Regions from separate parts of the Homo sapiens genome. Here region 1 is linked to region 2. A link is a contact called in ENCODE Hi-C or POLR2A ChIA-PET data. All regions are on one chromosome and are shown on one strand. The core of a region is the stretch at or near the end of the contact, and the rest is flanking DNA. Distances in the headings are between cores, read along the strand shown. Region 1 overlaps EXD3 (exonuclease 3'-5' domain containing 3). Region 2 holds the start of TUBB4B (tubulin beta 4B class IVb).

Evidence for each region. A loop is a pair of places that touch in the nucleus more often than their neighbours do. ChIA-PET counts read pairs that join two places held with the same protein, here RNA polymerase II (POLR2A). Pooled maps may share reads with other maps.
Region 1: a loop to region 2 is called in a map of B cell, with 19 times the contacts of the local background. The contact joins the enhancer-like site here to the promoter of TUBB4B in region 2. A Hi-C loop is called at or near these places in 1 of 168 maps with a recorded cell type or tissue (B cell) and 6 of 50 pooled maps. POLR2A ChIA-PET finds 5 or more read pairs at or near these places in 9 of 52 experiments (AG04449, GM12878, HEK293 and 6 more).

Annotation. Positions count from the first base shown.
Region 1 is chr9:137,325,382-137,328,642 of GRCh38, forward strand. All of the region lies in intron 17 of EXD3 (exonuclease 3'-5' domain containing 3), which reads right to left. Among named protein-coding and RNA genes, the nearest start is that of NRARP, 25 kb to the left of the region's middle. Within about 2 kb of position 1,495, at least 3 of the 41 ENCODE cell types and tissues checked have a DNase peak (open chromatin) inside an H3K27ac peak, as active enhancers do; they include B cell, where a contact is called at or near this core.
Region 2 is chr9:137,240,006-137,243,566 of GRCh38, forward strand. TUBB4B (tubulin beta 4B class IVb) reads left to right here and starts at 1,282. Exons shown (of 4, transcript NM_006088.6): 1 at 1,282-1,412; 2 at 1,716-1,824; 3 at 1,906-2,016; 4 at 2,491-3,561. The coding sequence starts at 1,356. The coding sequence ends at 3,551. RefSeq lists silencers at 307-1,126, 1,457-1,686.

The DNA of each region.
Region 1 (3,261 bases), core at 245-2,744, 86 kb after region 2:
AGGACACGGGACACCTTTCCATGCATTCAGAATGGTTCCTTAAAATCATCAGTTAACTTTTTTTTTTTTGAGATGGAGTCTCACTGTGTCGCCCAGGCTGGAGTGCAGTGGCACAATCTCGGCTCACTGCAAGCTCTGCCTCCCGAGTTCAAGCGATTCTCATGCCTCAGCCTCCCAAGTAGCTGGGACTACAGGCATGCACCAGCACACCCAGCTAATTTTTGTATTTTTAGTAGAGACGGGGTTTCTCCATGGTGGCCAGGCTGGTCTCAAACTCCTGACCTCAGGTGATCTGTCTGCCTTGGCTTGCTAAAGTGCTGGGATTACAGGTGTGAGCCACCGCACCCGGCCAAATCGTTAGTTATCTTTAAGAGTGCAAGACCAACTCAAAAACATCAGAGCTAATACTATAAAACTCTTAGAAGAGGCTGGGCAAGGCGGCTCGTGCCTGTAATCCCAGCACTTTGGGAGGCTGCGATGGGTAGATTGCTTGAGTCCAGGAGTCCTAGACCAGCCTGGGCAACAGAGCAAAACCCCATCTCTGCAATAAATAAAAAAACTAGCCAGGCGTGCCTGTAGTCCCAGCTACTTAGGAAGTCGACGTGGGATGATCACCTGAGCCGGGAGGTCAAGGCTGCAGTGGGCCGTGTTTGCGCCATCAGACTCCAGCCTGGGCTACAAAGTGAGAACCTGTCTCAAAAAAAAAAAAAAAAAGACTCTTAGAAGAAGACACAGGGGAACACTTCCTGGCGCTGTATTTGGCCAGGATTTCTTCGATATGACACCGCAGCAAAGGCAGCAAAAGAAACACTGGAGCGACTGGACCCTCATTACAGTGAAATGTACACGTAGGACACTCTGGAGGAATAAAACACCTCAGGGTGGAGACGTCGGTATTTGCAAATCACGTATCTGACGAGGGGTTGATATCCAGAGTATAGGAGGAACCCTATAATTCAACAACAGAAAAGCAAATAATCCAGTTTAAAAATTGAAGGGCAGGGCACGGTGCCTTACGCCTGTAATCCCAATACTTTGGGAGGCTGAGGCGGGAGGATGGCCTGAGCCTGGGAGGCTGAGGCTGCTGTGAGCTGTGATCGTGTCACTGCACTCCAGCCTGGGTAACAAAGTGAGACCTTATCTCAAAAAGAAAAAAAACAGTTGGCAAAGGACTTAAATAGACACTTCTTCAAAGATATACGCGTGGCCAATAAGCACATGAAAAGATGCTCTACATTATTCGTCATGAGCGACATGCAAATAAAAACCACAGTGAGACATCACATCCATTAGGGTGGCCTTTATAAAAAAAAAGGGAAATAAATGTTGGTGGGATGTGGATAAACTGAACTCTCATGCGTCACTGGCGGGAAGGTAAATGGTGTGGCCGCCGTGGAAAACAGTGTGAAGGTTCCTCAAGAAGTTAAACACAGAGTCAGTAGAGGATTCAGCAGTTTCACCTTTAGCTGTATATGCAAAAGAACTGAAAGCAGGAACTCAAGCACATCCTCATACATCAGTGTTCGTAGCAGCCACATTCAAAAAAAAAAAGGAAGGACGTTCCGACACAGGCTACGTCGTGAATAAACCCTTACGACACGCCGAGTGAAAGATGCCAGATACAAATGGGCAGATACTATATGATTCCACGTCTACGAGGTACCTAGGACAGGTCAATTCATAGAGGCAGAAAGTGGAACAGTGGCCACCAGGGCTAGAAGGAGGGGAGGGGAGATAACTATTGGTACGGAGTCTTTTTTTTTTTTTTTTGAGACAGAGTCTTGCTCTGTCGCCCAGGCTGGAGTGCAGTGGCACGATCTTGGCTCACTGCAAGTTCTGCCTCCCGGGTTCACGCCATTCTCCTGCCTCAGCCTCCTGAGTAGCTGGGACTATAGGCGCCCTCCACCACGGCCCGCTGATATTTTGTATTTCTAATAGAGACAGGGTTTCACTATGTTAGCCAGGATGGTCTCGACCTCCTGACCTTGTGATCCGCCCGCGTCGGCCTCCCAAAGTGCTGGGATTACAGGTGTGAGCCACCGCGCCCGGCCAGTATGGAGTCTTTGGGATGATACCCAGTTCTGGAAAGGGGTGGTGGTGATGGATATGTGATACAGTGAATGTGCTAATGCCACTGAATTGTACACTTAAAAATGGTTAAAATGGTCAATTTCGTGTTATGTATGTTTTACCACAAAAAGAAAGAAAAAAAGGGAAACAGAAAGTAGTTACTTCGTGGTAATAACAAATATACACCCATATGATGAGTAAAAACAACCAATATATACCTATATGATGAGTAAAAAACTGATATACACTCATATGATGAGTAAAAACAACAAATATACACCCACATGATGAGTAAAAACAACTAATATACTCCCATAGGATGAGTAAAAACAACAAATATACACCCACATGATGAGTAAAAACAACTAATATACACCCATATGATGAGTAAAAACAACGAATATACTCCCACATGATGAATAAAAACAATGAATAAACACCCACATGATGAGTAAAAACAACTAATATACTCCCATATGCTGAGTAAAACAACTAATATACTCCTATATGATGAGTAAAAACAACTAATATACACCCATATGATGAGTAAAACAACTAATATACTCCCATATGATGAGTAAAAACAACGAATAAACACCCACATGATGAGTAAAAACAACTAACATACTCCCATATGATGAGTAAAAACAACTAATATACACCCATATGATGAGTAAAAACAACGAATAAACACCGACATGATGAGTAAAAACAACTAATATACACCAATATGATGAGTAAAACAATTAATATACTCCCATATGATGAGTAAAAACAACAAATATACACCCACATGATGAGTAAAAACAACAAATAAACACCCACATGATGAGTAAAAACAACGAATAAACACCCATATGATGAGTAAAAACAACTAATATACACTCATATGATGAGTAAAAACAACGAATAAACACCCATATGATGAGTAAAAACAACTAATATACACTCATATGATGAGTAAAAACAACTAATATACACTCATATGATGAGTAAAAACAACTAATATACACCTATATGATGAGTAAAAACAAAAGTAAAAACAAACACAACTGGTAAATAAAGTAAATATACGGGAAAAAACCAAAGGAAACGGGTCAAAGGGAAGAAACAGACTAGTTACACAGGAGCTACACGGGACTACACGGGACTACACGGGGCTACACGGGACTACACGGGACTACACGGGGC
Region 2 (3,561 bases), core at 32-2,531:
AAGAATCGCTTGAACCTGGGGGGGGGCGGGGAGCCAAGATCGCGCCACTGCACTCCAGCCCGGGAGACAGAGCGAGACTCTGTCTCAGAATAATAAATTAAGTAAAATAAAAATGCTGCAAAAATACAGCCCGTTTGTTTTTAAACAGGCGCAACCACATGTAATTCATTTTAAGTTTCTTTTCCCACCCAAGTAAAAATCAAGTCATAAATTAGGAAAAGCATTAACAGAAGTATGTTTCAGCCCCAGCGCGCTGACCTGTGGTTGGAATACCGGCCCTGGAGCCCGGAGGTCGGGGCCCACCCGCCGAGGGAGGTCTGGGCGCTGTCCTGGTCTCCACGGAGCTCGCGCACTCACGGGGCCGAGGCACCAAGGCGACCGGCGCAGAGCCAGCGCCGTCTCCACAACAGGGCAGGGCGCGCAGCTGCGGGGGAGGCCTCGCCCCTCCGCTCCCCTCCCCTGCCCTCCGCCCCGGCCCTCGGGGCGCGGCGTCCCCCACGTGCTCCCCTCACGCGACCGCGAGGGCAGTGGGCGTGCGGCACCCGGGAGCAGGAAACTCCGTGGCCTCTGCGGCTCTGTGGAGAGCTCCCCTCCACCGCCGCAGCCCCCGAGCCCGTGTATCTTCCTGCCTTTAAGGCATCGCAGCCTCCTCGGCCTGGAGGCCCCGGGCTCGCTCCGTGCGGACCCCGCTCCAGAACCCGCCCAGCGCGCAGATGCCGTGTCCCGGCGCAAGGCCAGAGAGGGCGCAACTCTGGACGTGGGGCCGCCACCGAGCCTGCCCTTCCCGGCTCCCGAAAGGCCCCGGGCTCAGAGCCAAGACTGCGCTTGCCCGAGGCCCGTCGGGCCCGCCCTCCCTCGGCGCCCCCAGCGCAGCTGCCCGCCGCCCGACCGGAAGCCCGCACTCGCGCCTGCGCCCCACCCCGTCCGCGCGCCGGCCGCGGCACTGCGGCGGTTACCAGGACGCTGAAGCAGCGCAGCCAATAGCGCCAGCCTGGCGGCGTGCTCCCGGCAGCCAGCCAATGAGACGGCAAATCAATCATTTGAAACACCCAATGGACGGAGCACTGCGGCGCCAGGAGGGGGATTGTGATAGGGAGATAGGAGGCTGCGGCTGACCAATAAAGACCAAACTGGCTTAAAAAGGCGGACCTTAGGCAGCTTGATTGACGGGGGCAAGGCCAATCAAACGAGGGAGCTTGCCAGCCTCGTTCTGGCAGCCCATTCCGAGACTAGCGGAGGCGGGCAGGGAGGGTATATAAGCGTTGGCGGAGCGTCGGTTGTAGCACTCTGCGCGCCCGCTCTTCTGCTGCTGTTTGTCTACTTCCTCCTGCTTCCCCGCCGCCGCCGCCGCCATCATGAGGGAAATCGTGCACTTGCAGGCCGGGCAGTGCGGCAACCAAATCGGCGCCAAGGTAAGTTGCCGGGGCGCTGGGGCCAGGCGGGCCTGCCGGGCGGTGTGGGCGGGCGGCCGGGGAAGATGGCGGCAGCAGCGGCCGGGCGGCGCCCCCGCATTGCGGCCGCCGGGCCCCCTCCGCGGGGAATTGGCCGAGCCGGGCGACCGAAGCCCCCAGGAACCCGGCGGCCAGGGCGCGCGGGGCGGGGGAGGGGCGGGGAGGGCCGGGCTGCCGCGCCCGTCCGGGGCGGGGCTGCCTCCCTGCGCACCGGCCGCGGTGACTCAGCCCCGGCCCGCCCGGGCCCGCCCGCGTCCCTTGTAGTTTTGGGAGGTGATCAGCGATGAGCACGGCATCGACCCCACGGGCACCTACCACGGGGACAGCGACCTGCAGCTGGAACGCATCAACGTGTACTACAATGAGGCCACCGGTGAGGCCCCGGCCCCTTCCCCGACCGCCCTCCGGGGACCCCGCGGCCCCTGCCTTGGCTGACGCCCTCCCGTCCCCGCAGGCGGCAAGTACGTGCCCCGCGCCGTGCTCGTGGATCTGGAGCCCGGCACCATGGACTCCGTGCGCTCGGGGCCCTTCGGGCAGATCTTCCGGCCGGACAACTTCGTTTTCGGTGAGCCGTGGCTGGGGACTGGGCGGCGGCTCAAAGGTCAAGGGGCTGCTCCAAGGGCACCGCCGTGGGAACTGCGCAGCCGGGGCCCCTGGACGCCCTCCTCTTCTCTGAGCCACTCAATCCCCTCTACTAAATCGGCTTTGGGAGCAAGGTCCAGCTGTCTGCCGAGGCGAGGAGCCGCCACACACGTAATCTCCCTGCAGGGAGCTGAGCTGGGGCAGTGGCTGTTCCTCTGTCCTTGGGAATTGGCAGTGGCCCCCCCGGGGAGGGGTTTGTTAAGCTGTCAGGTTTGGCCCCTGACTTAATTCGTAGCAGGGCAGGCTGCCGTCTTTTGGCTTTGAAGGGTCCGTTTGCTCTACCTCCAGGGTGAATTCTGTGGTCAGCTCACACCATGTCACTCGGCTTTTTTCGCATGGCGGTGACCAGTAGTGCTGTCTACCTGGCTGACAAATGATTAGCTGTGTTCTCTCACAGGTCAGAGTGGTGCTGGGAACAACTGGGCCAAGGGGCACTACACAGAAGGCGCGGAGCTGGTGGACTCGGTGCTGGATGTTGTGAGAAAGGAGGCTGAGAGCTGTGACTGCCTGCAGGGTTTCCAGCTGACCCACTCCCTGGGTGGGGGGACTGGGTCTGGGATGGGTACCCTCCTCATCAGCAAGATCCGGGAGGAGTACCCAGACAGGATCATGAACACGTTTAGTGTGGTGCCTTCGCCCAAAGTGTCAGACACAGTGGTGGAGCCCTACAACGCCACCCTCTCAGTCCACCAGCTCGTAGAAAACACAGACGAGACCTACTGCATTGATAACGAAGCTCTCTACGACATTTGCTTCAGAACCCTAAAGCTGACCACGCCCACCTATGGTGACCTGAACCACCTGGTGTCTGCTACCATGAGTGGGGTCACCACCTGCCTGCGCTTCCCAGGCCAGCTCAATGCTGACCTGCGGAAGCTGGCTGTGAACATGGTCCCGTTTCCCCGGCTGCACTTCTTCATGCCCGGCTTTGCCCCACTGACCAGCCGGGGCAGCCAGCAGTACCGGGCGCTGACCGTGCCCGAGCTCACCCAGCAGATGTTTGATGCCAAGAACATGATGGCTGCCTGCGACCCCCGCCATGGCCGCTACCTGACGGTTGCCGCCGTGTTCAGGGGCCGCATGTCCATGAAGGAGGTGGATGAGCAAATGCTTAATGTCCAAAACAAAAACAGCAGCTATTTTGTTGAGTGGATCCCCAACAATGTGAAAACGGCTGTCTGTGACATCCCACCTCGGGGGCTAAAAATGTCCGCCACCTTCATTGGCAACAGCACGGCCATCCAGGAGCTGTTCAAGCGCATCTCCGAGCAGTTCACGGCCATGTTCCGGCGCAAGGCCTTCCTGCACTGGTACACGGGCGAGGGCATGGACGAGATGGAGTTCACCGAGGCCGAGAGCAACATGAATGACCTGGTGTCCGAGTACCAGCAGTACCAGGATGCCACAGCCGAGGAGGAGGGCGAGTTCGAGGAGGAGGCTGAGGAGGAGGTGGCCTAGAGCCTTCAGT